Regions from separate parts of the Homo sapiens genome. Here all the other regions are linked to region 3. Evidence: chromatin loops called from intact Hi-C (ENCODE). Cell type or tissue: mammary epithelial cell. All regions are shown on one strand. Region 1 overlaps AGBL4 (AGBL carboxypeptidase 4). Region 2 overlaps AGBL4 (AGBL carboxypeptidase 4). Region 3 overlaps AGBL4 (AGBL carboxypeptidase 4). Region 4 overlaps AGBL4 (AGBL carboxypeptidase 4).

Region 1 (8,000 bases), 320 kb before region 3:
TCCTCTGTTCTCCTGTCTCAGGGCCTCAGATCTGGGGCCTTGAGAGTGCACACAAGTGGGAATCAAGAGACCAATGTGGTTTTCATCATTAACTAGCCATGTGACCTTGGGCCATTTCCCTTCACTGGGCCTAACTTCTCTGTGGGTAAATGTAGTCTCTTGAGTCCTTTTTCAGTTAACATGGTACATTGAAGCAAAGCCCTCAATACAATAAGCTTATGAGAAATCCCATCTGCATTCTTTCACTCACAAATATTTAGGGAGAACTGACTATGTGCCAAGTTATTTTAGACACTTGGGATATACAGTGAACAAAACTGGCAAAGACCTCTGTCTTTATGGAGTTTAAATTCTAGCTATGGGAAACAAGCTGTAGACCTAATAATACATGTGTAAATTATATAGAATGCTGGAACGTGATAAGTGCTATGGAGTAAAGATAAAGAGTAGGGTAAGGGGAGTGCTGGGGCCAAGAAGAAGATCGCAGCATTAAGTAGAGTGCTCAGAGAGGCTTCCTTGAGAAGGTGGGTGGGAATGGGCTTGGGGGAGGTGAAGGTGCTGGCCAGCACCAAAGCGGAGTTAATCCTCCTCATCTGAAACACAGCCCTGACCAGTCATTTCACAATTAGGCTCTTGCTAAATCCAGCCCAATCCCAAACTGGGGATAATAATCAACCTCAGGGACGAGTCCTCCCTCATGGGGTCAGGAACACCTTTTTCGTGGTAATGGCTGTTTTCTGTCTCCAGGTCCAGGTCCTCTTCACCTCCCAGAGCAGCTTCGGCAGAGACAAGCCTCACACACATCCTCCCGCCTGGCCTGCGGCCTCCCTTCCCTGTCCTGCTCCTCCCCTTGTGGACTCATCTCTGAAGCTTTCTCCATACTTCTCACTCCCTGCAGCTCTTCTAGAACCCTCAGCAAGCTCAGCTGGCCTGACTGCATTGAAGGGTGCTGAGCTCTGCCCCACTTCTCAGACACAATAACCCACTTCTCCTTTCCCCCTAGTTGTGGGCCATGGCAGCTCTGATTACCATCTCCATTTTGCAGATGAAAAATCAGAAGTCACTTGTCTGATGAGTCACATCAAGTATTGGCGCAAGGAGGATTGAAACCCATTGATTTATTCTCTCATTTGTTCATTTATATATTCATATTAAGTGGCTTCTATGTGCCAGACACTGTTCTAGGAGCTAGGATACAACAAAGAGAAAACAGACACATCCCTGTCCTCATAAAGGTCTTTTCTTGCCATTATCCTGCTTCCAAATAAGAAAATTGAATTCCTACCTGCTCCCTGTTTGGAAACTCCCACCTAGAATTCATTTTCTGCTCATACTCCTGCCCCTCCCAGCAACAGATGATCACCATTAAAGGGGGAAGATTAATTGTGCAGAGGGATAGGCCAAGGAAAAGTGATTTCTCTTTGGTAAGGCTGACAGCACTGCTAGAATATTAAGAGGCACCTGCCTAGGAGCCTCTAGGTAAAGCTAGAAGAAAAATGTGACAATGAAATATCTTTTGTCTCTGCCTGCCTCACCAATCCTCCCACAGTGTCAGACAAGTGCATGACTAAACAGGTGAATCCTTCTCTGAAGTGCAGTGTGGAGGCTGCAGATGCAATTGCAGAGTCCTTTCCCATTGCAGGCAAGTCCAGAGGCACCCCCTAGGTAAGAAGACCTGTGAAAGAGAGGAGAGGGAGAAGGAGAGGGAGAGGGAGAGGGAGAAAGAGAGAAAGAGATAGAGAGAGATGGATTAGAGGGTCAGGGAGAGACAGCAGGAGAGAGGAAGAGACAAAGAGGCCGCAGAGGCAGAGACCAAAAGCGAAAGAGATGCAAATGGACAGGAAAATACAGAGAAACTGGTCAGGATGAGGCAAGAAGATAAGGAGAGAAGGATAATCAGAGAGGCTGAGAGAGACTCAGGCTTGAAAACTGAGGAGAAATGGGGTGAGGAGCAGAGAGAGAAAAACAGGGAGCAAATGACAGAAAAGGAAAGAATCAAACTGAAAGAGGTGTGAGAGAGATATAAATGTAGGCAACAGGAGAAGGGAGGGAGAGAGGGGAGAAAGGCAAAAGATAAGACAGAAAGAGACAAAAGAAAAAAATGCAGAGAAGCACAGCCGCAGAGGACAGACTGTAAATGAGATGCATAAGACTGAAATAGAGACAGGAACAGTGAGAGAGACTGAGAAGGACTGAGAGAAGAAGGTGGAGAGACACAGATAGGGACGGGAAGGGAGGCCTCTTTTTTGATGGGTGAAATGCAATTCCACAGAGTAGGTATTTCCTGAAAGGCTCACTTCACGGAGGATGCTGGAGATGAATGCTTATACGGAAATTGTGAGAAGAGTGTCCAATCCATCACAGAATGAATTAAAGTTTGGGGTAACTATAAGGCTCGAAATTAGTTTTCCATTGCCACTGTAACAAATCACCACACACTTAGTGGCTTAAAACAACAGAAATGTATTCTCTCAGTTCTGGAGGCCAGAAGTCAGAAATCAGTTTCACTGGGGCCAAAATCTAGGTGTCACAGGCCTGCATTCCCTCCACAGGCCCCGGGGAGAAAACAGAGAAATAGTTGGTTTCTGGTGGCTGTTGGCATTCCTTGCTTTGTGATCATATCATTCCCATCTCTGCCCCCATGGTCACATTGCCTCCTCCCTCTTCAGTGTATGTCAGATCTCTCTCTGCCTGTCTCTTCTAGGGATACATGTGATTGTATTTAGGACCTATCCAGATAATCCAGGATAGTCTCAACCTCCCATCTGAAGAGCCTTAACCATAACATTTACAAAGACCTTGTTTCCATATAAGGTATTATTGATAGGTTCTAGGGATCAGGAACCGAATGTCTTTGGGGGTCATTATTCAGCCTATTCCACACTGCCTGAGATTTCATCTGCTTAGCTAAGAGCTGGCAGATGAAACATCCTGGCATACCCAGGATGAAGGTGCTGGGTATCAGGGGTGGAGTTCTGGCTCTGTGTAAGACACCTTGCTGGGTGCTCCACCAACTCCACCCCACCTGACCTACACATGCAGCAAGTGGATTTACCAGGATTCAGACCCAGATATGTCTAATTTCAGAGTGCTTTTTGCTGGCATTATTTGCTGCCTCTCAAGGGCAATGTTGCCTACCGTACTTCTTAAACATAGTAAACCTGCTCCTCCTCTTCCTCCACTGCTATTGCATTGTTCAGATCCTTGTCTCTTATCTGAACTATTGCTTCAGCATCCTAATTGGTCTTCTGGCTTCCAGTTTCTCCCCATTATTGCTGAGAATGATGTTCTCACAATTGCTGACCTTGTCACTTCCTGACCTACAACCCTACACTGATTCACTGTCACCTCCAAGGTAAGACCTAAATTCTCAGATCTGGCTTTCATGGCCTTCCATAAGCTAGTATAAGCCTTATCTCCTGACACTGTATTCCGTTGTGCATGTATTTAGAAGGCCAGGTTTAAAGTCCAAAAAGCATGGGTTTTAATCCTGGCTCCTACATGTTTAGCTGTGTGAACCTGGGCAGGCTATTTACTGTCTCTGAGCCTTAGTGTCCTCATCTCTAAAATACATAATGCTTCCTACCTCAGGATTATTGCATTGATTAGAAATTATATATCCAAGATACCCAGTACAATGCTGGTATGCAGTAGCTTTTTTATTATCATTACTACATATGAAACTGTCATCTCCAACAAAGTATGAGCTCTTCAAGGACAAGAGTGTGTCACATTCACATTTGTTTCCAGAGTTATTTAGCATGTTAGGCCTATGAACAAAGGTAGGGAGAAAAAGCAAGACAAAAACAAATCAAGATGAGAGAGAGAGAAAGAAAAGAACAGAGAGACAGAGACGGGGAGAGATGAAGAAACTATTTGTAAAATTCTGTGTTTTCTGGACGTTTGGTATAACATCTTGTAGGTTTCTTCCATGCTGTGTGCCTTGGTTTCCTCTCCTGTAAAATTGGCGGGCAGTTGAACTAGATGATCTCTAGTTCTAATTCTCACTCTCCGCTCTACCCTGGGAAAAACGTTTCCCTGGAGCAGGGGATATCCTTTCTGACCAAGCAGATGTGCAGCAGCTTTATCAGGTGTGACAGTGCTGCCCATCACCCTAATGGGGTCTTTTGAAGAGAAGCCAAGTTAGAGGCTGGTGGGCTAGATCAGATGGAGATCTGACCTCATTTTTAATGTGCCTGATTCTGGATGAGATAACCTTGGTGGGTATTTGGACTTCAGACCACATTAGGCAGGTTGCTGTTATTCATTCACTTGTTCATTCATTATTTATTTTTCATTCATTCATTTATTTTTGAGATGGAGTCTTGCTCTGTCGCTCAGGCTGGAGTGGAGTGGTGCGATCTCAGCTCACTGCAACCTCCGCCTCCTGGGTTCAAGTGATTCTCCTGCCTCAGCCTCCCAAGTAGCTGGGACTACAGGTGTGTGCCACCATGCCCGGCTAATTTTTGTGTTTTTAACAGAGACGAGGTTTCACCATGCTGATCAGGCTTGTCTCGAACTCCTGACCTTATGATCCGCCTGCCTCAGCTTCCCAAAGTGCTAGGATTACAGGCATGAGCCACTGCACCCAGCCTCATTCATTATTTATTACTCATTGATTCATTCAACAGATAAGTTATCAATCACCTCCTCTGTGCTGGGCCATGTAATAGGTATACAGAACATTCACACTGGCTATGTAGAGTAAACAAAACAGGAATGGCTGTGCTCTCAATCTGTTTATAGTCCAGGTACTATTGACATGTTTGGCTAAATGATTCTGTGTTGTGGGGGCAGCCCTGTGCATTGTAGGGTGTTTAGCAGCATCCGTGGTTTCTCCCACTAGATGTCAGCAGCACCCACCTCATTGTGACAACCAAGTGTGTCTTCAAACATTGCCAAACACTCCCTGGGGCAAACACACCTGGGGGTGAGAACCACTGGTCTAGTGGTTGTACAGTATCTGGTGGAGATACAGCAAGTGACATGAGAGAGGTGGGCAGGATCTTGACTGGGAAGGGTCTTGGCTTCCCTACTTAGAAAAAAGTAATCCCTGAATGGATCCTTGGAGACAGGGAAGGGGAGAGGGATACCACTCACAGGCTGCATTAATCTAGTAAGACGGTTATCTAATCACCCTCCTCATTACTTTGGCAGGGAAGAGTGTCCTCCCTCCATTTCTAGCACACCTCAATACCCGAGATGCCTCTCCCTTCTCTACTTGCCCAAGACTGCTGGTATTTATAGCTTGTCTGTCTAACTCAGACCCACTTCTCACTCAAGAGGGAAATTAATCTCTCTCTCCAAATCCCACACTATCACTTGCCTCATGGCTTCCTCATTCCCCTGCTCCTCCAATCCAGGCACCAGCAATTTCCCAGCAGTGCCTCCCTTTCCCCACTGACAGTTGACCGTGGCTCTGAAAATTGGCTCTTGGAATCAGCTGTGCCTGCCCAGCTGGGCCCCAGCTCAGCAGTGCCTGGGACTTTGATGCAGTTCAACCTGAGAGGGGGCTCTGCTTTTCTGAGAGATATTCAGCTCCTGCTTGTCTCACATATATTTTTAGAAGCTTCAACTGGATGCACAGTTAAAAATGAGACTGAAGACCAAAGTAAATATTTGCATAGCAGGATCTTGGAGTGGCGGAGAAGAGAGAAGGAAGAGAGGAGTTCTGATGGGCCTGGCTTCAGGCCTCAGCTCTGCTTCTGAGTGGCTGCACTTGCTTGGAGCAAGTCTCCTTTAGGTATCAGTTTTCCAATCTGTAAATTTGGAGGAGGGACTGGCTTGCCGATGTTTTGAAACATTTCAGCTCCGATGTTCTGTGAGCCTCTATATCAGAAGGGCCATTAAGGGGTTCCTGAACCCTCTGATACTACTGACAAACTGTGTAAATTTTCTGGGAAGAGTATTCATAATTTTCTACAATTTTCAAAAAAAAAATCAGCATCTTCTAAAATGTTAAGAATCTCTGCTCTAGGTCTGTGGATAGAGATAATTGAGTTTATCACCAACTTCCTGGTAATGTTCCTTCTTCTCATTTTCTAACCTGTTCCCTTGTTATAGTCTGACTCTTCTGCGATTAGTGAGAATCTGGCAGAGTGCAGGGGAGTAAAACCAAGCTAGACTTGAAATGGAATGAACAATATGAAGAATCTATCCTGAGTGCATCTGCATTAACTTAACTAGAAAACCTCAAAGAGTCCTGTGGCCCAAGTCTGCTGCAGCGGTCAAAGAACAGTGCAGCAAAGAAGATCCCTAGGAGGTAACTGCAAAACTCAGCTGAAGTCTGGGCCATTCTGTGGGTGAGAATTGGGGTTCGGTCTTTTCCTGGGAAGCATCAAATCCTGGGCTCAGAACTTAAAAGGTCCACTAAAGGGTTTGCTGGAGGGACAGGACATGGGGTCCTCTACCTTTAAAAGAAGCCCACTCCCCTGCTCTTGTGTCTTCACCCCTGATTAGGCCTGAATCTGAAGCACTTACATGGATTAATGGAATGAGCAATGTCCTGTGAATCAAGAGACCTATATTTGAGCAACAGCTTTCACCAAATGCTGTATGCCTTGGGCAGGTCACTGACCCACTCCTGGGCTTCAGTTTCTCCATTTAGACAATAAAGAGGAATTGGCTTGCTTCACAGTTTCACCAAAGAATGACTATTATTATAGTGAAACTCCATTATAATATCTCATTATTGGTCATTTCCTTGCATTTATTCCTCATTTTGAGACATCCTTGTTATATTTCAAGCAAAACAGCAATGAATCCCATGCCTAGGAAGTGTGTGATTATAAACTTAAATCCCAATCTTTAGGACCCTCATGGTTCTAACATTTTATGATTTTTTTTTTCTGCTGTGATGTTACTTTCTTTTTAACTGTTGTTTTGAACTTAAAACTTAGGGAATGAAATTAATGTTGATGACCACGGACTATTTTCCAGGTACTGTGCTAGTTTCATTTATTACAAGCAAGGTAGATTTTGGTATCCTTGTGTTATAGGTTAGAAAACTGAGGTTCAGAGATGTCACCTTTCTAATACCACTCAGTTAGCAAGCGGACGGTTAGGACTTAAACTCGGGTCTGTCCTACTACAAGGCCTGTGGCTTGAAAAATTATTTTTATGCTATAATTCTTTATTATTTTAACTTTCTTAAAATTAATTCATTTATTCAATATTTATTGAGTATCTGCTGTGTAAGGTACTGTGCCAGACGCTATGGGTTTGGAGATGAGAAATCAGTCCCTGTTCTTGAGCAGCCTTTAGAGAAGACATGTAAATAAAAGTTGCAAGTTAGGGCAATGACACTATGGCAGGGGAAATAAGGGAAGTCAGGGTGCAAAAAGTGGGATTTAATATTGGAGACACCCTGGAAGCTTCTCAGAATAGGAAACACCTGAGCTGAATTGAGGGGGTAAGATTGTCTTTTTTTTTTTTCCTGAGATAACTCTTTATTAAACAAGTTAGTCAACAATTAATTGAGAATCTATGATGTACCAGATACTTTTCTAGTTTCAGGAATACAATTGCATACAACGACAAACTCTTATAGAGCTCACAAGGGAAGAAAGGCAGTAAACCAACCAACAAATACAGTATAAGATTGAAATCCAGGTGACTGGAAAAGTAAGACTTGGCCAGGTAAAGAGAGTTGAATGGCATGAAACAGCATCCTGAATAAAGGCAGAGGCATGTGCAAGCATGCTGAGGCATGATGATCCCTTTGAAGATGTTTGTCACGGCTGGAATATCTTCTAAAAGATAAAGAAGGAAGCAAGAGAAAAATGCAAGCACAGATCATGAGTGCCTTGTGTGATGTTATGAGTATGAACTTTCTCCTGCAGATAATGGGAAGCCAGGGGAGGGTTTTAAGAGACAGAGGCACAATGCTCAAATTTGGTTCCAGGGTGATTTCTCCTGTGGCCCTGGTGAAGTGGGATTTGAAGGGGACCCAGACTGCAGACAGGAAGAATGGTCCTGGTCCAGGGAGAATGGTGAGTTAG
Region 2 (8,000 bases), 190 kb before region 3:
TTTGAAATTTGTATTGTGAGGGCTCAGTACGTTGCCCGGGGCTGCCAGGCTAGTAAGACTCTGAGCTGGAATTTGAACCTTCTCTATCTCAGGAGACTAGTCTTTCTTTTGACATTCCCAAGGGGAAATTTGATTCCCCAGCTATACTAAAGAGATGTTATTCTGTTTGTACTTATGTGCAGGCACCTGCACACATCTGCGTCTGACTGAAACTCCTACAAATACCTGAGGTTTTGTACAAAGTTATTAGAGTTGAGGTGCAAACAGAAATTCAAGTTAAATGGTTTGTAGCCTTGGAAGGACATTATTAATACAATTTCCCCAAGCAGAGAACTGATATATATGAGCACTCCAAGAGCTTCAGGAAAAGTTTCCTTGTAGGCCTGGGAGTAATGTGATCCTGACCCTGAGTGGAAGATCTGTCTTGCCCAATGCTGGAGGAACTCAGATTTGAAGAGTGTTCTTTCTTTCCTATTGAGATCTTCATTGAGTTGTATAAAAATACCACTTTCAATCTCAAATCCCCACTGGCATTTTTATATAAGCACCGAAAATGCTACTGGGCTTTGGAGATTTCACTTAATGAAGGAAAAGTATTTCTATTAAAGAGTGTAATTTTTTTCTCTCTCTCAACATGACATCTTCAGAGGAGCCAGAGAAGCTGAATTGTTCTGGGCTGAGAAAACAAACCAATTGTTCTGGGCTGAGAAAACAAACCAACCCATGCCTTGCCCACGAGTTTGTTAAACAGACTATGGAATGGCGACAGCCAAGGAAGGCAAGGAAGGGTCAGTCATGAGGGAGAAATAAGAGTAATGATTCTGAACCAACTCCCATATGCCCAGGACTATACAGTTTATGAAGCATTCAGGTACTCAACAGGGAGATTACTTCTGTTGCCACTGCCCAAGCTCAACACCGCCCCCATTGCATGTTGTCTGAACAACCACAGAAGCCTCCTGCTGCTTCCTTCCTCCCCTGTAGCCCATTTTCTGGCGGATGGATCTCACTCCCGTACTCCCAGTCCTGCAGCGGCTTCCCCATACACTCGAAGTTAACCCAGGCGGTACTCCCTAGCCCGCTTGTCCCCTGCCCACCTCCCACGCTCGCCTCTTACTGTTGTTTCACCTACTCATCACACCTCCTCACACCTTTCTAGTTTCCTCACACCTCTGTCCAGAGGACGCTCCTGGGTCCTCGGAGCTGGCTCCTTGGGGGCATTAGCTCCATGGCAAAGGGAACTTTGTCTTGTTAATGGCTGTGAATCCCTGCCATACATTCACGCTGGCCGCATATCTACCATGTCAATAAAATACAGCTATCGGTTATTGAGTGATGTCTGCTGGGGAGAATGAGGACCAGAGGAATAAGACTCAAGAGGTGGCTGGGATCAGCAAATTGTCCAAGGTCATATAGCTGGCAAGTGATGAGAGCAGAGTAGACCCAGGTCTGGTTAACGTTAAAGCTGGTGTTCCTTCTCCCTCACCCCAAGCCGTCGTTCACTCACAGAGAGGCCACAGAATGCTGTAGGTGGGCTGGGGGTGTTGGGCGCGTTGGGGCGGGGAGGGGGGGGATGGGTGGGTGAGCATGACCTTAGGTATGGCTGTGCCTGATTTAGAATTCTAGCTCTGCGACTTACTAGCTGTGTTGTCTTGGGAAAGTCACTCAACCTGTGAGTGTCTCAGTCTCCTCATCTGTAAAATGGGAATAATAATATTCATCTTATTGGGTGGCTGTGAGGACTAGATGAATTAAAATAAAGTACTAATAACGGTGCTTGTCACATGGTAAGTCCTCAATTAACTGTGGCTATTATTAGTCATTCTACATGTGTTTCTTGAGCTCCCAGTCACTCCCTCCCCCAGGAAGCCTGCTTCACCCCCAGGCAGTGAGTCACTCTCTGCTCTGTTCCCTCCCAGCCCCTTCTGCTATTATAGCAATTGCCCAGCAGTATAATAGTAATTTGCTTCTCTTTCTGTCCCGCTTTTCCCCTCTGGTGACTCTGAGCTTTTTGGGGGCAGAAGCCCTGTCTTATTCATATCTTCCTGGCACTCATTTTCTTTGTCTCAGACAGAGAAGGGCATTTTGACATGGTTGTTTTGATGTAACGGTTTTGAAATGGCTGCATCTAAATGTAAAATTGGTTTGGAAAATTACTAGGTACTGTGTGAAACAGACCCCCCCGCCACACCCATCGCATGTTGGATCTTCAGTGTCCTTCACTCCCACCAATTCCTTACTGTTCCTGCCATCCTCATCCCCAGCCTTGACCCAGAGCCCACCCTGAGCCCAATCTCTTCCCTCTCTCCCCTCCCTAGACCCCCTTGACAGAAGCGGAGCTCAAGGATGGGGGAAATTCTGGGATGAGAAGAACTAGCCTGAAATGTCTCCATGCCACATTATTTGCTAATGTTTTTTTAAGAAGTTGAAGGTGTGATGGTTTATTTTCTCAGCTGTGTCAAAATGTCCGCATATCAAAATAGGTGAGTCAGAGCAGCCTCATCAACGTGGCTGAAACAAAAGGACAATGTCAAAAAGATATGAAATCTGCATGGGAAGCCACCTGGCATGCAATAGTCCTCAATAATGGATTTTAAAACATCCATCATTGTAAGTGGATTAACAAGCAATCAGCTACACTTAACACCAACTCTCCTGTAGCAATTACTTTTTGTTCCAGTGAGGAGGATTCTACCACCATAAAAATCAGAGGAGTTAAGGATGCTGTCTGATATCACACAGCAGTCACAGAACAGTGACCATTAGAGCTGAGTATGGTCTAATTAATGTCACCATTTACAACCAAGACTCTAAGACAAAAAGTGATTTGACCAAGGTCTCACAGTGAACTGGATTTTTACATGTTAGATCAGAAACATTTGAGCAGTTCTTATATAACTTCTCCACCCTGTGCCCTAAATTCTAGGCCATGCCATCACCAGCGAATGGAATCTTTCTTGAATAAAATAAATTATAAAAATTTAATTCACAGGATATGTTTCCAGAGGGTGTTTTTATAGAATGCCATTATGTGCTCCTCGAAAAAACTCCTAGGATAAACCTGGATTCTTTCTACAAATTCTACCTCAGGTTATACCTGGGGTACATGGAAGTAGAGCTGGACAGACCTGGGTTTGAAGCTGTATGGCCTAGGTAAGTGGCTCCGCCATGGTTTCATCAGAAACTAGGTAAGGAGAGATGTATAAATCACAGTGCTCCACAAAGGTAGCTTTCAGTATTACTGATTTCAGAAACCTTCAGTCCTACCTTCCACCTTCTGGCAGAGCCATTCATTTAGAAAGGCTTGAGTGGGGGGTCTGAAGGTCTGAAGGTGCTGGCAGGTGCTGCAAGTGTGACCTGAGAACCCAGAGGTGAATGAGCATAATGGTAACAAACAGGGACTCAGGCACAAGCGCAGTGACTGCGCTGCTCTCTGAGTGTGTGAGCCCAGGCAAGTTACTTCACTTCTCTGTGCTTCACTCTTCTTGTCCATAGAATGTGGATCATAGCAGACTGTCTCACAGGAACGCCCTCAGGAGGAAATGAGGTTGTATTTGTAAAGCACGTAGAATAGTGCCTGCCACATAGGAAATCTGATATAAATGTTTACTGACTAATAGAAATACCTGATTAAGAACACCCAGTCAGGTGCTCTGCGTCTGCAGAGGGGAATGCTCATCTTGGGCCCTCCCTGGTGAACCATCCTGCAGAAACAGGCTCCTGTGGACAGTTCCTTCACGCTTTCCCCTAGGTATGTGAGGCTAATACACTGGCAAGAAACACGGTTTATTTTCTGTTTCTTAACCCTGGCTGCTTATTAGAACCATGCAGCAGCTTTGTAAAAATACTGATGCCCAGAACACCCCACTGACTGCCCCCACCAAGATTCTAGTTCAGTGTTCTGGGGAAGAACTCCAGCAAACTGTTCTTCTAATTTGCATTGTGGCTGCAAATTGTGCAGCCACAAGGAGAAGAGGACCAGTGGTCTAGTGTGAGCTTGGCCCAGGCTCTCTGCTCCCTGGGTCTCGGTTTCACCATCTGTCATAAGAAGGGGCGGAGCTAGGTGGTCTCTCAGTCCCCTCCAGTTCTAAAACACTTAAGCTCAAGAGGATCAGAAGCCCCAGTAAGTGGCTGGGGCTGGCTCTGATAACACCACTTTGGTCAGAACAACAGGCAAGGGTGTGGGGTGAGTAGACAAGAGAACATGCCTACATCAAGCAAATAATTTTTCTCAGACACAGTCTTTTCCTTGGAACAGGACAAGAAGTACCAATATAATAGACGTGCAGTGTCTCAGGGAACTCACAAAGCTTCCTGCAAGTAGATTGGATTTGTAAGAAAACGTAAGCTGCATGCATGAGGAGAAGGAGAAAGACATTTTTCAAAGGATGAAGGAAGAGGATTAACATATTCGCCACCACAGCAAAGAAGGGGTCCAAATACATGCATGTCAGGGTACAGATCCAGGCTCCTAGGAGGGTAGGAGAAGGGAAAGGAAGGGAAATCTCGGTGGTTGAGCACCTGCTCTGTGCCAGGCGCCAGGGGGCGCATTACTTATATAAGCTCATTGGATCCTGCCAGCCTTGCAGAACGGCTGGCACTCTGATCTCTGTCCTGCAGGCAGGTTAAAGAGCTGTGCCACTGGCCCCAGTCCACATGATGAGCAGCTGCGACGTCAGTCTAACTCCAAAACCCTGCGCTCTTCCCTGACAGCTTGATGCCTCACTTATCCAGAGCTTCCTGTCCTTGTAACGTCACACACCCAGATCACAGCAAAGAGCCAGAAGGAAGCAGAAAAGCCCCTAGAACAGTGCAAGCCAGACACACAGGGACCACAGTCAGGGTCCTGTCAAGCCTCAGGAGAGGCCTCCCAACTTTTTGGGGACACTAGGGTGATGGGGAGATACCTCCGGATTTCTGGAAAGAAGGGGCAAAGCTCATTGTTAGAGAGCTGGTCCACAAACACAGAGGGATGCAGAATGGGAACTGGTAGGCTACTAGGAGACGGGGGCCCTCCCAGGACACAGTTTCTGACTGCCTGACACTACGAACACGTCATCGAAAGGAAGCAGGTGTCAGTTGGCTGTGCTGCCGAAGTACCTCGGGAGCTCTGATGGGGCAGTGACAAGCCCAGCCTGTCTGTCAGGGACAGGGCAGCCTGACAGCGCTAGGATGGTCAGGCCTTCTCAGCACAGCCAGCACCACGGTGGGGTAACTGCACAGCTGCTGGCCACAGCCAGGGGACCTGCCCTCACCCATCCCGCCGCCCCCGCCCTTCTGCCCCACCTTTGCTCTCTCCAGTTGCCTTGTGGATGTCACTCAGCTTCCCCTCAGCTCTTGATTTGAGAGAAGGGCCAGGGATCATGCTTAGGACCAAACTGGCTCCACAGCACCCCTCTCTTTACTTAAGGGACTGAGGGGGAGAACAACACCTGTCAGAAAAATCCCAGTCCCTTCCACTCACACACATCTTGAGAATTTCCCCGGAACCCATGCCCTCTCTTTGCTCAAGGTCAGAGCCCTGACCACAGCCCACAGTGGACTGAGCTGACCCGGGCCAGATTGGGATCTTAGCTGTCTCCCTCCACACATGCCCTCTTTTGGCACATAGTAGGTACCCCATATGTGAATGTTGAAGTGGATGGAGAAGCCCAGCCTGCTCACTTTAAAGCCATGCCTTCAAATAGCACCCAGTGACTAGCTCTTGCGTTTTAATGGTGCAAATGTGGCAATAACAAAGGTGGTAAATGTCTATTTGTCTTCCCATCTTCTAGCAAGGCCATTCTCCAGTTCCTGAGTTCCCCATGGTGTCCTTTCAAAGCCCTTCTCTTTAATGCCAAGTGGAGGAGTTCCAGACAGCAATTTGCATTTTCAATTCTAGAAATCATTAATATTTTAAAGCTGCCAGCACCATGGTTTATTAACACACATTTCCTACCTGCTACTGTTAAAGGGAAACTTTCTGTTTGAGAAAATTTGAACATGGGGTGATTTCCCAACTTTGGTTCAAACTCTGCTCTCAACCCCTGCTCTTAGGACCACATGGTCTAGTGTGGGAGATGGATATGCAAGTTGACAGTGGAATTCTGAGTGCTCACTGAGTTGATTGAGGGAAGCACGGGGTACTGGGGAGCCCAGAGGGAACCCCCTGGCTCAGCCTGAAGGGTGGGCACAGGGTTCTTAGAGGAGGGCTTCTGATTTTAGGGTAACATTTGTACAGATTGTGGAAAGAATGTAAGAGAATCAGAAGGCCTGTGCATAGACACTGGCTTTTGCAACTACTTTGAGTTGTCTTGGCAATAGATTGAGGTTAAGATCAAGGGTCTCTGAGTCAGACAGGCCTGGGTTCAAATTCCAGCTCTGACACCACTGGCTGTGCAGCAATAATCATGGCTAATATTATTTGAGCTGTTACTGGGGTGTCAGAGAGAAGGCTGCCTGACAGGCCTAGGACGATGAAGCCTGCTCAGTACAACCAGGGCCACAGTGGGGGTGATCTCAATGGGTGACCACAGCCGTGGGAACCTGCCTTATCTATCCTCTCCACCTCTCCCTCCCAGCCCACCTCTGCACTCATCAGTGTGGGTGATTTCTTTTAATTCTCACAACCACCCTGTGGGGTCATTCTTGTCACCCTCATTTCACAGAGCAAGAGACTGATAATCAGACTCACTTGCTCCAGGTCACATGGCTAGCCAGTGGATAAGCCAGGATTTGATCTCCAAGCACTGAGTTCTTCTGCTCCTTATTCCAGAGGTGGTTGTGACATTAAGTGGCACATCTACATTAGCACGGCACTGGCACAGGTCATGCAGTCAGCAATGGTAGCTACTATGTTGCTTTTATCACCTTCTAAAGCCCAATTTGTTAGTCGCTTTTCCAATAAGCCCACCCTGATCTCTGCGGCCAGAGGCCGCCGTGTGTCCCAGCTCACGGTGCTTAGTAACTGCTGTCCTCTGTGTGCTATACCTCTCCTGTGCCATGGCCACCTCCCCTGGGGAGAGACTGCATCCTCTCCCTTTATGTTCACTCCTGGCAACCACCACACTTCTTGGCACATTGTAAGGCTGCAGTCAGTGTTTGCTAAATGGAATTGAGAGAAAACACTGTCAGCCAGATCAATTCCCAGAAGAAATGTTTTCCAAAGGTCTTTAGTCTGGGCACATCAATATAAAAATGACGCAGCTATAATTTGCTTTCAGATTCAGACTGGGAAGATGAACTTTAACCCTGTCAAAAAATGAGAACAAATTAAATTGAAGCACAAAGTCGTTTCCCTTGTTCCAGGGCTCTGGATTTCTAATTAATGTGCAGCACAATTCTGAAGGCTGCAAGGGGATCAGTAAGATCGTGTCCGTTACCTTGCAAACTGAGTAGAGCTCAAGATAGAGCTTTTTGTTTGCTTATTTGTTTTCCTTTCCTGGGATGTATTGTGCTTCTTGTGGTACAGGTTCATAGATGAGAGCAATCCCAGGCGATCAGAAAAAAAATGATTGCTAGAAGCTGACCTTGTACAAAAGAACACACAACAAAACAGCTCTCAACACAATCACTCCCCGACCCTGTCCCAGAGGATAGCAGCTTAGCCCCAGGAAGTTAGAAAAACCACAACGAATTTCAGTGGCACATGCTGAAAAGGTGACGGCCACCTTGTGGCAAGGCCGAAGAAGAATTCCCTCCGTGACTAAGTGCTGATATTTAACTCAGAGTTTTGGCAAGGCGGCTCTGGGGATTTGGCACCCAAGGCTCTGAAATATCAATATATGTTCGGAGACTGTGGTGAGTGACAAGGATCTCATTCAGGCAATAAAGGGGCAATCAAATTAAGTTACCAGCTAGGAAAGGAAACTGACCTTGAACAAAGGGCGAGAGTGCAACCTGGGGCAGAGCTGTTTCCAGGAGTTGGCCACTGCTCCTGCTTGCAGGTAATAGAGAATGGGGCAATGCTCTTCAACCCGTTAATCCCCAAACTTGCATGAGTGAGAGTCACCTGGTGTACT
Region 3 (8,000 bases):
AATGTAGATCATTCTATGGAATAGAGTAAACTTTTTTTGAACTAATTCTATCTTTATTCTTCAGAAGTCTCAAGCTCAAAGAGTTCTGTCAGGTATAGAACTATAGTAAGGTCACCCAAACTAGTGGCTGCACCTTACAGTTGCAGTCACTTTTTTATACCCTAGTTATGTAGACCAGATAATTGCTAGGATAGTGACTACAGAGGGCAATATCTCAGTCTCTTTGAAAGTGAGGCACTGGCCCATGGATACAGCATGGTAGGCTTTGTGGAGGGAAGGGCTGACAGAGTTCAGCCATGCTGGTTACTAATATATTGAAACATATCCAAATGTATTGGTAATTAGTCATCCCCTGAGACCCACAAACCTGCCGTATGACCACTGTGCCACACTAGCTCCTCCTCCAGAACCCCAACTCCCCACAGTCCAGTAACCAAAGTGTTAATGCCTAGCATAGCAGATGGCTGTTAAATATTTTGAATATCACCCATGGATGAAGATAACCACCACATCAACTCTCAAATGCTCACTAACCCTGCTGGCACCATCATCCCCATGATCATAAGACAGAACAGTACCTCTTTTTGTCCAACTTTGCCTTAAGTTTCCAAACCAGAGTAAAATACCTCTCTGAAAGAATTAAACTGCTCAGCCTCTTCTAGGCCAGATGTCAGCTATAGAGGGGAAAAAAGACCTTTTAATCCCATGGTCATGGTCACAGCTTTTTGGGTGGACCTGACCTTCCCTTAAAAGTGAGAGACAAAAGTTATCTTGACCCTCTACACAGCCAACCAAATCTGCTCACTTTCCCAGACTGGCCCAATCTTATGAGCCATCCTCCCTTCATTCTATGGCACCTTCCAAGCAGATTCTCCATTCCACATGATTCTAAAACTTATTTCTCAGGGACTGGGAGACTTCCTTGACACGTGGGTCCAATGAGTGATTTGGAGAGAACTTGACCCTAGAATATGCAGCAACATCCAGAGTATCAGCCCTGCCACCCATAGTCAAGAGGAGGCAGCACAGGGCTGGCAGGGAGAAAATAAACTGCCTGTGGAGCAGAGGGTAGGGGAGGAGAAGAATCATTCATGGTGCAAGAGTTCTGCCGTTCATTCAGGGAGCCAAAAGAGAAGGGCAAGAATTGCATTTGGATAGGCAACAAGGCATCATTCAAGAAATAAGGGAAAAGCAAAGGCAGAAGGGCCACGCCTACTCACCAGGGCTGGTTATCGTCAGGAGGTCAAGCTTTCGTTGTTGCTGCAAAAGAAAACACACTGTGAGGGCACTGATTTGAGCCAGAGCCAAAATTGTGCTTAGCAGGTCAGGGCGGACAAGCAAAGAGGATGTTGGGACATACTGCAGGGTAAATCATACGGAATGTGGTACTCACTTCCAATTCTGCAGAGAGGGTTTGTACCCTAGAGACAAAGGGGGATGGATGGGCTTTTTGTTTGTCTTTGGAAGCGTAGGTGGTTAGAGCTTAGAGGTCTCTCAGACAAATTATACCATACTTATGGAAAATGAGGCCCTGAGCAGAATGTGGCTCACCTAGAGCCACAGAGAAGGTCCCTTTCCAGTTTCCCAGTCATGGGCTCATTCTTCTGTACCAGATAGCTTTAGATTTCCCTTTGCTTATACTGGCTGCACTGGTTGAGTGTCCGATATATTGGCAATGCTCTTTGCCTTGAGTGCCTGTTGTACTGCCACCCTCCAGATACTTCTTTTTAACCAAGATATTTCTAGATTGGTTTCATTCTTAAGTCTGCTCATAATACTATAACAATTTCAATTAGTGATGACCAACCATTCCTTTTCTAACTGAATCCTTATCCTTTTTTACCACACAATATTCACACAGAATAATATTTGTCTAGCACACTAGGCTATAGGGATGAGGCAGCTTATGTTTGGAAGCAACTGGCCTTGGATACCCCAAAGCCTGAGGTGATCAATATCTCAAAAGGCCTGTTCCCTATTACAGCACAGCTACTGTCCTAGACTGGATGCCATGAAAACCTGAGGGTAGAGAAGTGGGTACAGGAGGCTGCAGCTGGTGAAGTGGTGAGCAGCCCTTCTAAAGACTTGAGTCAGGGTTCCTTAAGTCCCAGTCCTCCTGCTGACCTCTTTCTCTTTCCTACACTTGATTTTCCCTAAATAGTATTGGAAATCTCTGTTTCTGTTTTCTTAAAAGAGGTCCAAACAAATTCCATTTTGAGAGTCATTGCTCTAGATTACAAATTGCAGGAGCTTTCAATCACCTAGTATTTTGTGCAGTGGAGGCCTTGCTATATTTTACCTCCCCTGCATTTCCCTCTTTATCTTGCCTCTATCCAAGAATGGCTTCCTAAAATTCTGCTTAAGCAGAAAGGGGAAGGCAGAAACATTTTAAAATACTAACTGTGGTCAGGCACAGTACTAAGTACTTTGATGTATCAATTTTTTTCATACTCCTGGCAATTGTACAGGAGAGAAGGACATGATATTTAGAGGGGAGAAACTGTCTGTCCAAGACATCTTCATTAAATGGCAGGGTCAGGATTAAAATTTAGTCAGTTCTGATTCTGACTCTAGAGTCCAAAATATGGCAATGAATATAAATAATCTAGCATGATGCCTGGTACTTAAAAGGTTCTCAATAAAAAGATCTATGCAGTATTGATGTTGTTATTATTACAGAACATCTGATCCTTGGTTTATGTAAGATGGCTCTTACTTTTTCATGAATTTTACTTATTTAAAGTTCAGAGATTTGACCTGCCACGTGGGCAGGGACCCCCTAAATGTCCCCACCAATTGTATAAACTGCTTCTGTTTCATCTTCTTTCTTGGTAGAGAACCCACTACTTTTTTTGGTTAGACAGGTCTACTTTGAGCAAGGTTAAAAGCTGCTTCCTGATGACACAATCACTGTTTCTAGCTACTTCAGTCCATGACAATAGTTTGGAGAGCTGATGAAGATCTGTGTTGTCTTCTCTCCAGTCTAAATATTCCCAGGTCCTTTGTCCTTTACTCATAAGACCTGGTCTCAAATCTCCCTCTCCTCAGGGTCACCCTCCTTCTTCATTAACTTTGATCTGTTTCAGTCAAAATCTCTGTAAGATTTCTCTACCCCTTGCTTCAATGACTTCTCATGTACCTAAAAGGAGGTCCAGATCCCTCCAGTGCCTTCTCAAACACACATACCTGTTTTCCTGCCAACTCATAATTCATTCCAGTTGACACTTTCAAGCAAACAATGCAACTCTAAGATGTCACTAATCTACACAGTAAGAACATATCCTAGCACTGATATGAAACACCCACCCACGCATGTGGGCTAGAAGGAACGCTGGAGCCAGACCTTCTTCCTTCCCTAACACGGAACCAGGCCAGTGGGACATCTGGCTTAAGCTGCCTTTGCCAAGGTCAACCTATGTGGCTTGGCACTTTCTTCATACATAAGGGAAGAATCCATCATGTCCTTTTTTCATACACTTGACTTTGTGATGATCACAGTTGGTGAAGATGGCCTATTTGTCTGAAATGTATTTTTTTCTAATTAAGAACTATTGCTAAACGGCAACTCTGTGCCTAGGATTCTTTAAAGAAAAAAGGGAAGAAAAGCTGACAGAGTCAGACAGGCCTGGGCTTGTGTCCTGGCTTTCTGTCTCTGGCCTCAAACTTGGCAACTCTAAAATGAGCAAGTGAGACTGAAATGCCATCAGTGACTGGGAGCCAAACGCAACCAGGTAGTGTGCTTACAGGCTCCCTCTTCTGGTGTAGAACTCCCTGAGAACCTGTAGCCAGCACACTGGGGGCTCAAAGGACAGAGTCAGATTTTAAAAGGGACCACATTTTCAACTATCCTCTCACATTTTAATTTTCTGTGCATGTATCAGTCTTTCTCACTAGATGAGGAGCATCTTAAGGGCCTAGAACACCTATTATTAATTTTAGTAAAATCAGTACATGTCACAGAGTACCCCTCAGTAAGTATTGGCTGAACTCAACTGAACTAGTCCCCAAATCCACAGACATTATCCTTTCAAACCTCCATGCCTTTGCTTATGCTATCATCTCTGTCTACCCTCTTGAAATCTTCCTGAAGATTTCAACCTTCCTGAAGATTTCAACCATGGAAACCTCAAGATTTCCATGAAGTCTTCTTTGAACACCACCTCCCAAACCTAACCACTTTATCTCCCTTCCTCAGAACAGAATTTCACACTTTGTTCTTCCAATGCATCTTGCAAAGCCTATCTCACTAGGATCCTCAAGTAGGATCCTAGTGAGAAAGACAATGAAGACAGTATCATGTACTGTCTTCCTTGTCTGTCTTTGTCATGTACTGTCTTTCTCACTAGGAGAAAGTATCATGTACCGTCTTCATTGTCTGCCTTTCTCACTGATCCTACTTGAGGACAGGGCTATGTCATTTCACCTCTGTGTCCCCAGTTCCCAGAACAAAGGTCTGGAAGGAATGTTTGATGTCATCTAGCTCAAATAAATGTTTCAACTATGCTGTTATGCCTCTGCAATGACCCTGTTGATTAGGAATTAATCAGCATGGAGAGTAAACATGCTCTTTCTTTTCCAAGACTTTTCCCCTGCTACATCTTTGGGGTTCTTTGCCTTTAAGATTTTGCTCCTGCCATGTCTGTAGCCAGGAATACTGTCAATCCATCTCCTCTGGGAGGGTTTCCCTTCTTTACTGTTGCCCAGAGCATTACTATCTCTCCCCACTCCTACAGCTCCTACTGTCTGTACCACCTCTGTGGTGATAAATTAACACTAACCTGGTGATAAGCCCCTTTAACCCACCGATCACTGACATATGTGTGCACCACCTAGTGGCACAAGCAGATATGCGTAGGCTGTTGTTTTAACCTCTAGCTCTTAAAACAGGATTACAAAACCTGCATGTTCTAGGTGCAAACGAAAACAAAAGTGTATGTTCCAGAATGACTCTGCAACAATTTTTAGCTAAGAAACTGGAATATTTAAATAATTCCCTCAAAGTCATTCAAAAATAAAAGGACTGAAATGAAGTGAAAATTTTCCTTACTAGTCTACCAGGCACAATCATTTGAGATTGCCAATGAAAACTATGTGGCATTTGTAAAAATAGAGCACATGGTTTATAGAATTTGACCAATAATGTACAATCAGCCATATACAGAGAGGGGCATGTTGGACATAAAGAATTACCAAATTATTATAATTGGTTGCCAACTGAGAGAGATAAGAGCCTTTAATATGGATGGTAGGATAGGGAGGAAATGAAGCCAGTAAGGTAGGTGGCAGGTTTAATAGGCAGACAGGGCCTGATGACTCTTGAACCACTTTCTGACCAAAAGCTACAGTCTAAGGAAGGCAGAGCCTTCACATGTGTAGTAGTGGTTGTGTGTGTGTGTGTGTGTGTGTGTGTGTGTGTTTGTGTGTGTATGTGCGTTTGGGGTCGGGGAGAGGACATTCATCTCAGACAAAGAAGTTCCACATTTGGATGGAGGAGAATGCATCCAAGTGTGCCTGTGTGGGATTCTATGGACTACTGAAGGAATGTGGGTATGCCAGCGTTGGATCAATCAGGAGTAGATATGTGGACTCCTGGCTGTGTATGACCCCTGCATCCAGCCTTCCCTGATAAACATGGTGCCCCATGGACATTCAGAGGAAACCAATTTCTTTGCTTAACCACTGTGTGGTGAATGCTGAGTATGACCTCATAAGGACAATGGAGGGTGGGGATTCTAAGGTCAGCAGGAGTAACCTCTGAATTGGGTATCCAGGGATTGCCAGAGTGTCTATAGTGGATGCTTGAGGAATTGTCCACCAGCACCCTTGCTCCAGGAATTATCCATTATTCCCCCATGCATCGAGTGAATGCTGTTATATTAGTACCATGTCACCCCACCTCTAGTCACAGTGGACTTCTCCAAAGGTAGAAGTCCTAAAAGCTGGGCTAATTAGACACCTTACTCAAGAACTTTGGACCTTTTCTGGATTCAATTATTCTCTCTGAAAACTATAGTTGTCCTAAGTTAAAGAACCTATCTTTAAAATTTTCATAATTATGAAAATCACACATGCTGATTTTTGTCATTTTCCAAATTTCCAGAAAATTCAGAGTAAAAGTAGAAAAATTGCTTTGAGTCAACTGCAACCAAGAACTGGGAATATTTCCAGAAAATTCAGAGTAAAAGTGAAAAGTAATGAAATCCTACCACTGAAAGAGAACCATAGTTAATATTTTGGTGTATTTTCTTATCATCTTTCTCACTATGTGTATATATTTAATGATATTGTATTTATATATAATAAATGAAGTACAAGTCTAATCCTGTGCAACATTATGTTCATATAATTTTTCATCCCAGGCTGCATCTTTGTTTTGAAGTAGGAGAGTGTAAGTCACATATATTTATGGTCATAGCTAATACATTTGATCTTACAACTGTGATTTTGTTTCTAATCTTTTTCTTTTCAGGGAAGGTAGCATTAATCAACAAGATACCAGTAGGATAAACACTTGCTTATTTTGTCACAAGGAGCCAGTTTGAAAAGCCCAGCTACTGCAGCCTACCAATATAGATAAAGCCTTCTGAATCTGGGAGACTCTTCAGGCAATATTCAACTTAGAAGATACTCTTTTATTTTTTCATATCTGAAGCCCCTATGATTGCAGTTACAGAAAGCATTAAAAACAAACAAAACAAACAAACAAACAAACAAACAACCAAGAAAGCATTCTGAAGAGTGCTGGATTCAAAATCAGACAGACAAAGGTGAATTCTGATTCTATAACCTCTGAGCTCTGTTATCCTAGGCAAGTTATTTAAGCTAGCTGGCAATGAGGTACTCAGCCATAAAAAGAGCGTACGCCAACCCCCAGGGGCCTAACAGGAAGGCGAAGCAAAGAGAAAAAGGAAGAATCACTCTAAACGGGGGAGCAACAGGCAGAGTGGGGGAATGCACTGGTTGAATACTAGGATTTCCGAGTGCTGGCTACATCTCTGTGTCACCTCAGGCTGAGCCTTTGGGCTTCTCACTATCTGGTACCTAGCCCTTTACTATGGCCTCTTAAAGCTCTCCCAGTTTCTAGTTTTCTTTCCTACAGGTCATCCTCCACACTGCAGCTGGAGTGAGCTTTCTAGAATGCACATCTTAAAACTCATCAGGATTCCTATAAGACAAAATCTTAGCCTTAGGTGGCTTTTGGAGGACTTCTATAACCTGGCTTTTGCCTTCCATCTCTTGTCCTCTCAGACTCTGAGCTCTAGCTATGATCAACCACTTCTGGTTGCCAAATTTGCCGTGCTTTCGTCATTTGCCTTTGCACATGTTGTTCCCTCTAATTGGAACAACAACCCCATACCCAAACTAGTGAGGAACTGTCTAACTAATTCCTGCTTGTTATTTGGCTCTTAACTCACGCTACCTCTGCTGTAAAGCGTTGCTTAACTTGCCAAGGCTGTGCTAGATCGGGTCCTTCCCCTGTCCTTCCCCATCAGAGCACCATCACATTGTATTTCCGTGACCTCCTCACTCCTCCATCCTCTCTAGTGGTTGTGTGAGTTTCCTGAAGGCAGGCGCTGTGCCCTCTTTATTTCTCTCCTCTCAGGGACTAGCCTAGCACCTGACCAACAGATAATGCTCAATTCAGATTTGGTGATTACTTGCTCCCAGGATGGCAACTAAACAGGGTCCCACTGAATTGGTCACCAAAAGAGGTCTTTAGTTTTACCCCTTGTCTTCCAATAGGCACACATCAACATACCCATACAAAACTCATGCACTACCCCCATAATTTTTGTGAAAACTCTATTTCTGTCTTGGGGACCCAGGAATTGGACCACAGAGAATTTGGCCTTCTTCATCTTGATGGGTAGTTACGAGTCTATGGTTAAAAATTCACTTTTCGTTTTGGTCACGACTGCATTGCAATTACCTCCCAGAATGAGAAGGGACGTGTTGTTCTGGGAGCTCAGTGGCTGGTTTGATGTGTGGGGTTCTGCGTG
Region 4 (8,000 bases), 300 kb before region 3:
GTCTCTGTGTATGCTTTGACCCTGGGCCCATTAGGGTACAGCTCAAAACCCTATGTCTAGGTTATAACAGACCTAAGTCACACTGAATAGAGTCGAAGGTCCTTGACCCATCATCCATACTTGTGGTTGCAGTTTGAGTTCATAGAATGTCTGATCAGGGAAGAATATAGAGACTTCTTCATTCAACTGCACCTTAAGGGAAGAAGCAATGTCTTACTCATCTTCGATTGCCAATGCCCAGCACAGGGCATGTGACAGAGTAGGTGCTTGGTAAATATCTGTTTTGTGTTTTTCACTCTCACACTTTCACAGGTAGAAAAGTGAAAACCCAGAGCGGGAAAATGGAGTTACTGAGTTACACAGGCTGTTTCTGGTAGTCTGGATTCCAGCCTGGTTTCCCTGATTTCCAGGAGCCCAGAACCTAATGGACTGTTTCTAAGGCCTTATTTCTTGACACAGACCTAAGGTTACATGAAGTAGGTCCTTACTAACTTCTTCCAAATCCTTCTTAGAACAAATTGATGGGTCACTGGTGGGTCTAAACATGGATAAGGTCATGTTGCTTTAAAGCCATGAAGTCAAAAAGCAGTGTACTGTGGTAGCAAAAGAGCAGGCTTTGGAGGAGGCCGACAGACCTGGGTTTGCGAATCAGGAGAAATACTTGCTATGTGACCTTGGACAAATCCCCTAATTACCTTGAGCATCAATCTGCCCCGCAACCCTCCGCCATCACCAAATGGGACCATAATGCCACTCTTTTGGGGTTGTAGTAAAGATTCATGCTAATATGTGCCATTTACCTAGAACATCTTAATCTCAGGTGGTCAATCACTTACAATGAAGTTGTGTTTTCAAATTGTACTTCAAATCTGGCCTGCCGCACTTGCCATCACCTTTGGAGATTGTTTGCCCTTACAAAGACTTCCAGTCTAGATGCCCTGCCATCCTGGTAGTTTAATATTCACTGTGCTGCTGCTCACTGTGGAACAGCCACTGACCATAAAGTTTGACATTTTGAAGATGAAAGTTCTTTGAATTAGTCATGCACATGTGAAGTCATTGTTCCTTCTTGTCCTGCTCTGGAATCTAAAAATGACTTTCAACAGAGCCCAGTAACTTTCCCTCAACAATCACCTTCCGGTGAAGAGGTATGGAGGAGTTTAGGCCAGGTAGAAACTCTCAGTCACTCAGAAGAAAACCAAAGCAGAGTGAAGGCAATGTGCACCACATTTGGAGAGAGGGGTCTGTCCCGCCACAGCTTCGCAGTCTGCTGCCTCTTTGAGGAGCAGTAGGGGCTGGAGGGCTGTGAGAGGTGGGACAGGGCAGGTGAAATCTCACAGGCAGTCTGGATGTGAGGACAGGAGGAAGAACAGTGCTGTGGAATCCTGGGGCTTTGGGTTCAGAGCTTGGCTATGCCTCATACAAGTTTGGTGACTCCAGGTAAGTTAATATCGTGGGTTAACGTTTTTTTTTTACTTGTAAGATATAGTGACTGCTTCATAACGCTGCCATGAGAATTAAAGAAGCCATAAAGCACTTAGCACAGTATCTGGCACATAGTAGGCAAACAGTAAATCTGTCTCTTCTCTCGAGAGATTCCCAGCTTTCTAAAACTCAGGCGCCTTCCTCATGCTGTAAATGTTGTGCATTCCCAGAATCCCAGACATCCACTCGCACATACTATCACTAAAGTGCTTAGCCAAGGGGATGTGTGCTTGAGATTTTCCAGTCTGCCTTAGTGCGTATAAGTAGGGGTCGACTACAGTCACACTTTCTTATGAGGGAACTCAAAAGAAGAATCCTCTTTTGCTTTAAAACTGGTCATCTGGCTTCGTGTGCCTCTGTAGTGGTGCAGACAGTTCTCCATCCAGGCAATCAGATGGCCTCCCAACCACCTGGTCAGCAGATCCCTGACTTATTGGGATCCCCATGAAGCGAGCACACAGAATTGTAAGGCGTAATAATAGATATCATCCCTTACCAGGAGCCAGTCACGGTGTTAGGTACTGACATGCATTAGCTCATTTAATTCTCACCACAACCCTGAAAAGTTTGTACCATTACTTGTATTCAACAGATAAGATATATGAAGTTCAGAGCAGTGAAGTAACTTGCCCAAAGTCACACAGGGCCTGGAAGTGGCAAAACTAGGATCTGAAACCAGACATGTATGATTTCTGAGTCTGAGTTCCCAACCACTGAGCCACATCAGCTCAAATCCCCGCATTCCTGGCCTTTGCCTGACCCTGCACCACTTAGTTGTCCTGGCTTTCTCCATAGCTGGGCTGAAAGATGTGATAGTCTCAGAGGATGGTGTGAAGGATGCACTTTACTCACATTTGCCTTGGTGTAGTGTCTAGCTAGACTTCAGACAGCTGCGTGCTTGCACTGTGTTTTGGGACTGTGCCCTTGGCATTCATCAGGGGACACTATGAGAGGCATCCTCATGACACTCATGTTGGCATCTGCTGAAGGAATGCTCTTGAAGCCAGAGGCCACTGCCTCCTACTGGGCCCCCACATGGATTCCCAGGTGAGATGTTTCTTTAAGAGCTCAGGGCTAGGAAATGCCTTTCATTGCTTTATTGTGGCAGGTGCTTTTGTTATAATTTACCACAAGTGATAAATAAATGAGCAAGCAAATTAAAATAACTGGCCCATGGACACATCCACCAGGATGTCATGTGGGCCTCGGGAGATTACTTTCTCACCACAAACCTTTCCTGTAGGACACACTGGGAACAGAGACTCCTCTGGGCATGCTGACAACCTCTGGTTGTCCCTTAACTCAGTTCACAGTTAATTCAGCCCCTCATCAGACACTCAAACAAGAAGCTACTCTGTCCTCTCTTGGGGAGGCAGAAGTGACAGACAGTGAACCCCAAAAACAGTTCCTTCAAGGTGAAGGTCAAGTCCCCAATTTATGAAAAGCTCAATAGGTATTACACTATTTGAATCTGAATCTGAACTATGGTATGAGGAATGGGGAAAGTGAAGGAGGGAGAGAGGGAAGGAAGAATTGGAAAAGAACAAAAGAAGGAGGCAGCAGAGTGGGGCTGAAAGGGATATGAGGAAGGACAGGGACTACCGAGCCCCTGCCCAGGTCAGAGGCCACTGTAAAAGGCACTGACACAGGTCCCCTCATTCAATCCTCAACATCAGTTAAGGTGTCAGAGCACAAAGCATTGCTCAAGGTCATCGAAGTGGAGAATACTTAATTCTCCACTTAAGAGAGGACAGAGTGGCTTCTTGTTTGAGTTTCTGATACTAAATATGTATTTAGTGCAATGCATTTCCACTATTCGCCTTGAGAGAGGGAGCTAAGGCGGAAGAAAAAGAGAAAAAAAAGTGGAAGAGGTGGGAGGAAAGAAGGGAGGTTGGGTGGGGGGAGAAGATAAAAAGTGGAGAAGGTAAGAGAGGGTGTAATAAAGTTATGTGCAAATTGTGTGTGTGTGTGAGTGTGTGTGAGTGTGTGTGTGGGAGAGAGAGAGTCAAATAGAAAGACAAAAAGACAAAAATGAAAACAAAACGGGGAATGAAAGAGGAAAGAGAGATGACCTATCAGGGAAGAGGAATGCTATGCAGAGAGAGACCTGGGAGAACTGAAGGGGGGGTGCGTCTCCTGTCTCCAGCCCCACAAAGATAGCTCAAGCCCTCCAGAGCATAGGTCTTAGCCCTGACAAAGGACCAGGCTGCCTTCCAATCCTCGATGTGGAAGGGAGCCTCTCACAGCAGCCATGCACCCTGGGGGCCAGGAGAGGGCACTTCAACCTCAGGCAACTGCAACAAAGCCGCAGCTTGTGGTCCCCCAAAGACAAGTGGCAGAGGGAAGGAGCTGGAGAGAGTCCAGACTGTTGCTCAGTTCAGTGGGTTACCAGCCCTGTGGCCAGTATCCTTCTGATGGAGCTAGGTTCTGATGCACATCCCTACTAACACAGGCTGGGAATTAAACTGACTTGGGTCCTCTGTGGCTGCCTCTACACCGGCCCAGCGCCTCCTCTAGGCCCTGCCCCTGCCCCTTCCCTATTCTAGATCTTTCTGTCCAATAGAGCAACATGCTTCCAACTTCTCCCCAGCCCCCTCCTGCTCTTCCCCTTCACCAGGAATCATCCCTTCTTTGAGTCCAGGGTGAAACGGTTTTCAAAATCATTTCTCGCTTACTATGCCATTTGATCTGCCCGGATATTTACAAGGTAGGTGCAGTAGGGAGAGTGGGAAACTGGCACAGATGAAGTGTCAGCTGTCTACATTCACATTAAAAAATTAAAATCACTGGACTTTCCAGTTCTTAAATTCCATGATGAGAACCCAAGTGTCTTAACTCTTTATCATAACATATTTCCTCAACACCAGACTAAGGAGGGCTAATATATGCTGTTTCTAGCAGAGCATCAAATACCAAATCCCAGTCACAGACTGAACCCTGGCTTTAGTCACAGATCTTGACTGTAGACTGAGTCCTGAGACTAATCCTAAATGAATTTGTCCTGGTAAAATTTCCAAACTATGCACGTGAGGACAGAGATTTCTATTGGGGTATCAGAGTACTCTGAACACACCTTTAAGAAAGCTGTTATTTAAGAATCTGAAGAACCTCTTAGGAATCTTAAGAACCCTTCATGGAAGTTTCCATGAAACCTATAATCCAAACAGATTTCATCTCTTCTGATAACCTAGGAATTTATTATTCAGATTTCATCCAACTGGGTACTTGGCTAGTAATAATAATAATAAGAGCATCGTTTATTGAGTGCTTATTATGTTCCAGGTAATCTATTAGGCACCTGAGAATTTGTTTTGCTTCCATCTACTCAAAACAACACTGTGAGGTAAATATAATAATCATTGTTACAGATGGACAAACTGAGGCTCAGAGAGATTAGGTCACTTGCCTAAGTTCACACAACTGGTAAATAGCAGAACCGAGATTTGAACCCAGGTCAGCCTGGCTCCAAAGACTATGCTTGCTTCATTCTATTATTAACGATGGCATCTGTTATATCTCAGCTATTAGCTTCTCAATCATATGGCTGATTTCTTCAAAGAAAGTGTCTTTTAGTGGAGCAATCAGAGGATTTAATATCAGAAGAAACAAGTTCAAGCTTCTGTGAGGATATTGCCCCACCACCTATGCACTGTTCCACCTGGACAGGCTTCCTCTTAATCCAATTCTGAGTTTCTGTACTTCTAGAGGCTGAGACTGGTCCTGGCTTAGGATACGAACACAGAGACAAAATGCACCTCCTTCTCTGACCCTTGAATTCCTTGTTTGTAAAATAGAGATAATAATACTCATCTCTACGGATTGCTGTGGGGATCAAATGAAATGATGGTTCCGAATACACTTTATACACTGATGAATGCTGTTTATTTCTGGATGGCTTACCCAGGTCTTGGCATTCTGCAGGAGCTTCATAAATACCATAAAAATATGTATATTTTTTTCTTTTCTTTTCTTTTTTTTTTTTTTGAACTGACATCCAAGCATCCTTTACCTCCTCTCTCTCCTCTCCACTGACTCATGGCCAAAACTGCATGGATTGAGAGCAGTGGTCCTGACCTCCTCCTCCCTCTAAGTTCCAACTTGCATCCCTCCCAGCCACAACTCCCACCTCCTGTCTCTTGAGACATATCAACAAGCCAAGCACGGCCACAACCCCAGCTAAAGGCCCTTGTCTCAGACAGAGTTGGCAGCTGCCTCCTCTTATTGGCAGCACATTTATCATCTTAAGGAAAATATTGATGGATAAGAAATCCCAGACAGGCAGCATGTCTTGGCTGGGCATGCAGCCTGAAGTGAGGTATGAGATGCTAGTTTTAGCGTCTTTCTGAAAGAAAGGGAGAGTTTGTGCTCCTGTAGAGAATGGCCCTGTGGCCCCAGGGGTCACAGCAAATCCTAAGATGACCATGTCCTACACGTAGTCGATGTTCAATAAATGTTATATCTAAATTAAATAAACCCTTTGAATGAGCCTGAAGGATGGAGGCCCTTTGTCCAAACCCTTCATTTTACAAATGGGATCTCGGGCAGGGTAGTGATTTGCTCGAGATCACAGCAAGTCAGCAGCAGAGACTGGATTAATAAAGTATGTGGCTCATGAATCTCACATCAAAATACTGTCCAATACCCAGTATTCCACTAGGAGATATCCCAAACTTCTGGCCAGACAGTATGATCTGACAAACTGGATCTGGGCTCCCGAGGGGAATCAGGAGGAAGGAGATCCTTAGATTTACTTTCAGAGCCGATCTCCCAGGAACACATCCTTTTAAAGATGAAAAGAGTTAGAAGGGCAGGCGGGTGTTACTTGGTGAGGTGCTGTGGCATTTACTTACGATATGTTCACCTATCTCCAACTGACCCCATTCAACTCATCCTGCCCGCTGCTGCCACAGTGACCTCCAGGCAGCACTGGTGTGGTTGTGGGTCACTGGTGCTTCACTAGCTGGTTCCCATAGCCTTCTCCGGCCTCATTGCCTCTCACTCCCTAACTCACACCCAAGGCCCAGACATGTCCACAGGAGGAAAGCAGCTCTCTGGACTGGGCACAACTAGTCTCTCTGCCTGCAGAGCACTTTGCTCCCTTCTCATCCTTCTAGACTTGGTAAAAGTGATGGTGCTTCCTTCCTGCACCTCCTCCCACCCCTTGATCCCCTCAAGGTTAGGTTAGATGCTTCTTTTCTCCATGTCCTGTGTTCCCATCTGTCACAACTGTCCTGCAGTCACTCTCCTGCCCATCTCCTCCACCACCTGGGAACCTCACCATGCATAGGCTACAGCCACTCAGTTCTGCATCCCCAGAAACCAGCATAGGGCCTGGTACAGCATAGGTGCTCAGTGAGTGTAGCCTTGGATTCCAGACCCTCCCTGTCCTTATCTTCCCCACAAAAGTTCAGAATGGAGCTATCTCCCACTGGCTCTTGTTCTAGCCTCTAGAGCCACAGAGAACAGATCTACTCCCTCTGCTTCATGAGAGCTCTTTAGAGCAGGGGTCCTCAAGCCCCTGGCCATGGATTGGTACTGTGGCCTGTTAGGAATCAGGCTGCACCGCAGGAGGTGAGTGGCAGGTGATGGATCATTATGACCTGAGCTCCTCCTCCTGTCAGAACAGCACTGGCATTAGATTCTCATAGGAATGCAAACCCTATTGTGAACTATGCATATGAGGGATGTAGGTTGTGCACTTCTTTTAAGAATATAACTGATGCCTGATGATCTGAGGTGGAACAGTTTCATCCTGAAACCATCTCCCCTCCTAACCCTGGTCCATTGAAAATTTTTCTCCCATGAAATCGGTCCCTGGTGCCAAAAAGGTTGGGGACTGCTACTTTAGAGATTTGACCAAAGCATATATGTAGCCCCTAAATGTCTTCTTGCCAAAGAAAATATCCCCAATTATTTTTACCAGTTCCTCATATATCATAGCTTTGGGTAGGGTGACCAACCATCTTTGTTTGCTAAGAAATGTCCTGGTTTTGGCACAGAGTCCTCTGTTTTGGGAAACTCCTCACTCAGTCCCAGGCAAACCAGGGCAGTTGGTAAACCTAGCTTTGTGTTCCCTTTCCAACCTGATGCCTCAGGACCTGTGCACCATTTTATCAATATTCGACATAGAGTAGGGGCCAGAAATGAACACACAGTTCCCAGGGTCGTTGACATAACAGGGCAAAGAAAGGCCAACACCTCCTTACTCCCCAAATCTATTTCTGTGAATGCAGCCAAAATCAGCTTCAATTCTGGCAGAAGGGTAGTGTGGTGGATGTGGGAGTTGACACATTGCCCTGTTGATCAATATCAAACTTAATAGTGTCAGTTAAGATGCCTAAACCATTTTACTGCACAGGAAACCTCATTTCCCCAAATCATTACTTCCAAAGCTGCTTTCGTTTTATTCTTTTTACTCTAAAGGCAGAAATGACTCAACATCTTTGTTCCAATTATTGTCCAATTAAGCCCCCCTCAAATGTTCCAGGCGTTCATGCATTCAACAATTATTTATT

The links. Hi-C counts contacts between places; a loop is a spot of excess contacts. Peaks named below come from ENCODE experiments on the same cell type or tissue, not always from the same donor. Only the 100,000 strongest peaks of a DNase experiment are listed, where the experiment ranks them.
Region 1: it touches region 3 in a loop (15-fold over the local background); 2 of 110 quality-filtered maps call a loop at or near these places.
Region 2: it touches region 3 in a loop (3-fold over the local background); 2 of 110 quality-filtered maps call a loop at or near these places.
Region 4: a loop joins it to region 3, with 7 times the contacts of the local background. A loop is called at or near these places in 6 of 110 quality-filtered maps.

The regions. Positions count from the first base shown.
Region 1 is chr1:48,547,768-48,555,767 of GRCh38, forward strand. The region is part of intron 11 of AGBL4 (AGBL carboxypeptidase 4); the gene reads right to left. Among named protein-coding and RNA genes, the nearest start is that of SPATA6, 80 kb to the left of the region's middle. In mammary epithelial cell, a CTCF peak has its summit at 4,846 (motif pointing right); a DNase peak (open chromatin) is centred at 7,694.
Region 2 is chr1:48,672,969-48,680,968 of GRCh38, forward strand. The region is part of intron 6 of AGBL4 (AGBL carboxypeptidase 4); the gene reads right to left. Among named protein-coding and RNA genes, the nearest start is that of BEND5, 100 kb to the right of the region's middle. In mammary epithelial cell, a CTCF peak has its summit at 4,539 (motif pointing right); DNase peaks (open chromatin) are centred at 1,863 and 2,483.
Region 3 is chr1:48,865,971-48,873,970 of GRCh38, forward strand. AGBL4 (AGBL carboxypeptidase 4) reads right to left here. Exons shown (of 14, transcript NM_032785.4): 6 at 1,221-1,260. Among named protein-coding and RNA genes, the nearest start is that of BEND5, 93 kb to the left of the region's middle. In mammary epithelial cell, CTCF peaks have their summits at 3,755 (motif pointing left) and 4,826 (motif pointing left); a DNase peak (open chromatin) is centred at 3,661; H3K27ac peaks cover 786 bases.
Region 4 is chr1:48,569,083-48,577,082 of GRCh38, forward strand. All of the region lies in intron 11 of AGBL4 (AGBL carboxypeptidase 4), which reads right to left. Among named protein-coding and RNA genes, the nearest start is that of SPATA6, 100 kb to the left of the region's middle. In mammary epithelial cell, a CTCF peak has its summit at 3,753 (motif pointing right); no DNase peak of the experiment used is centred here; H3K27ac peaks cover 212 bases.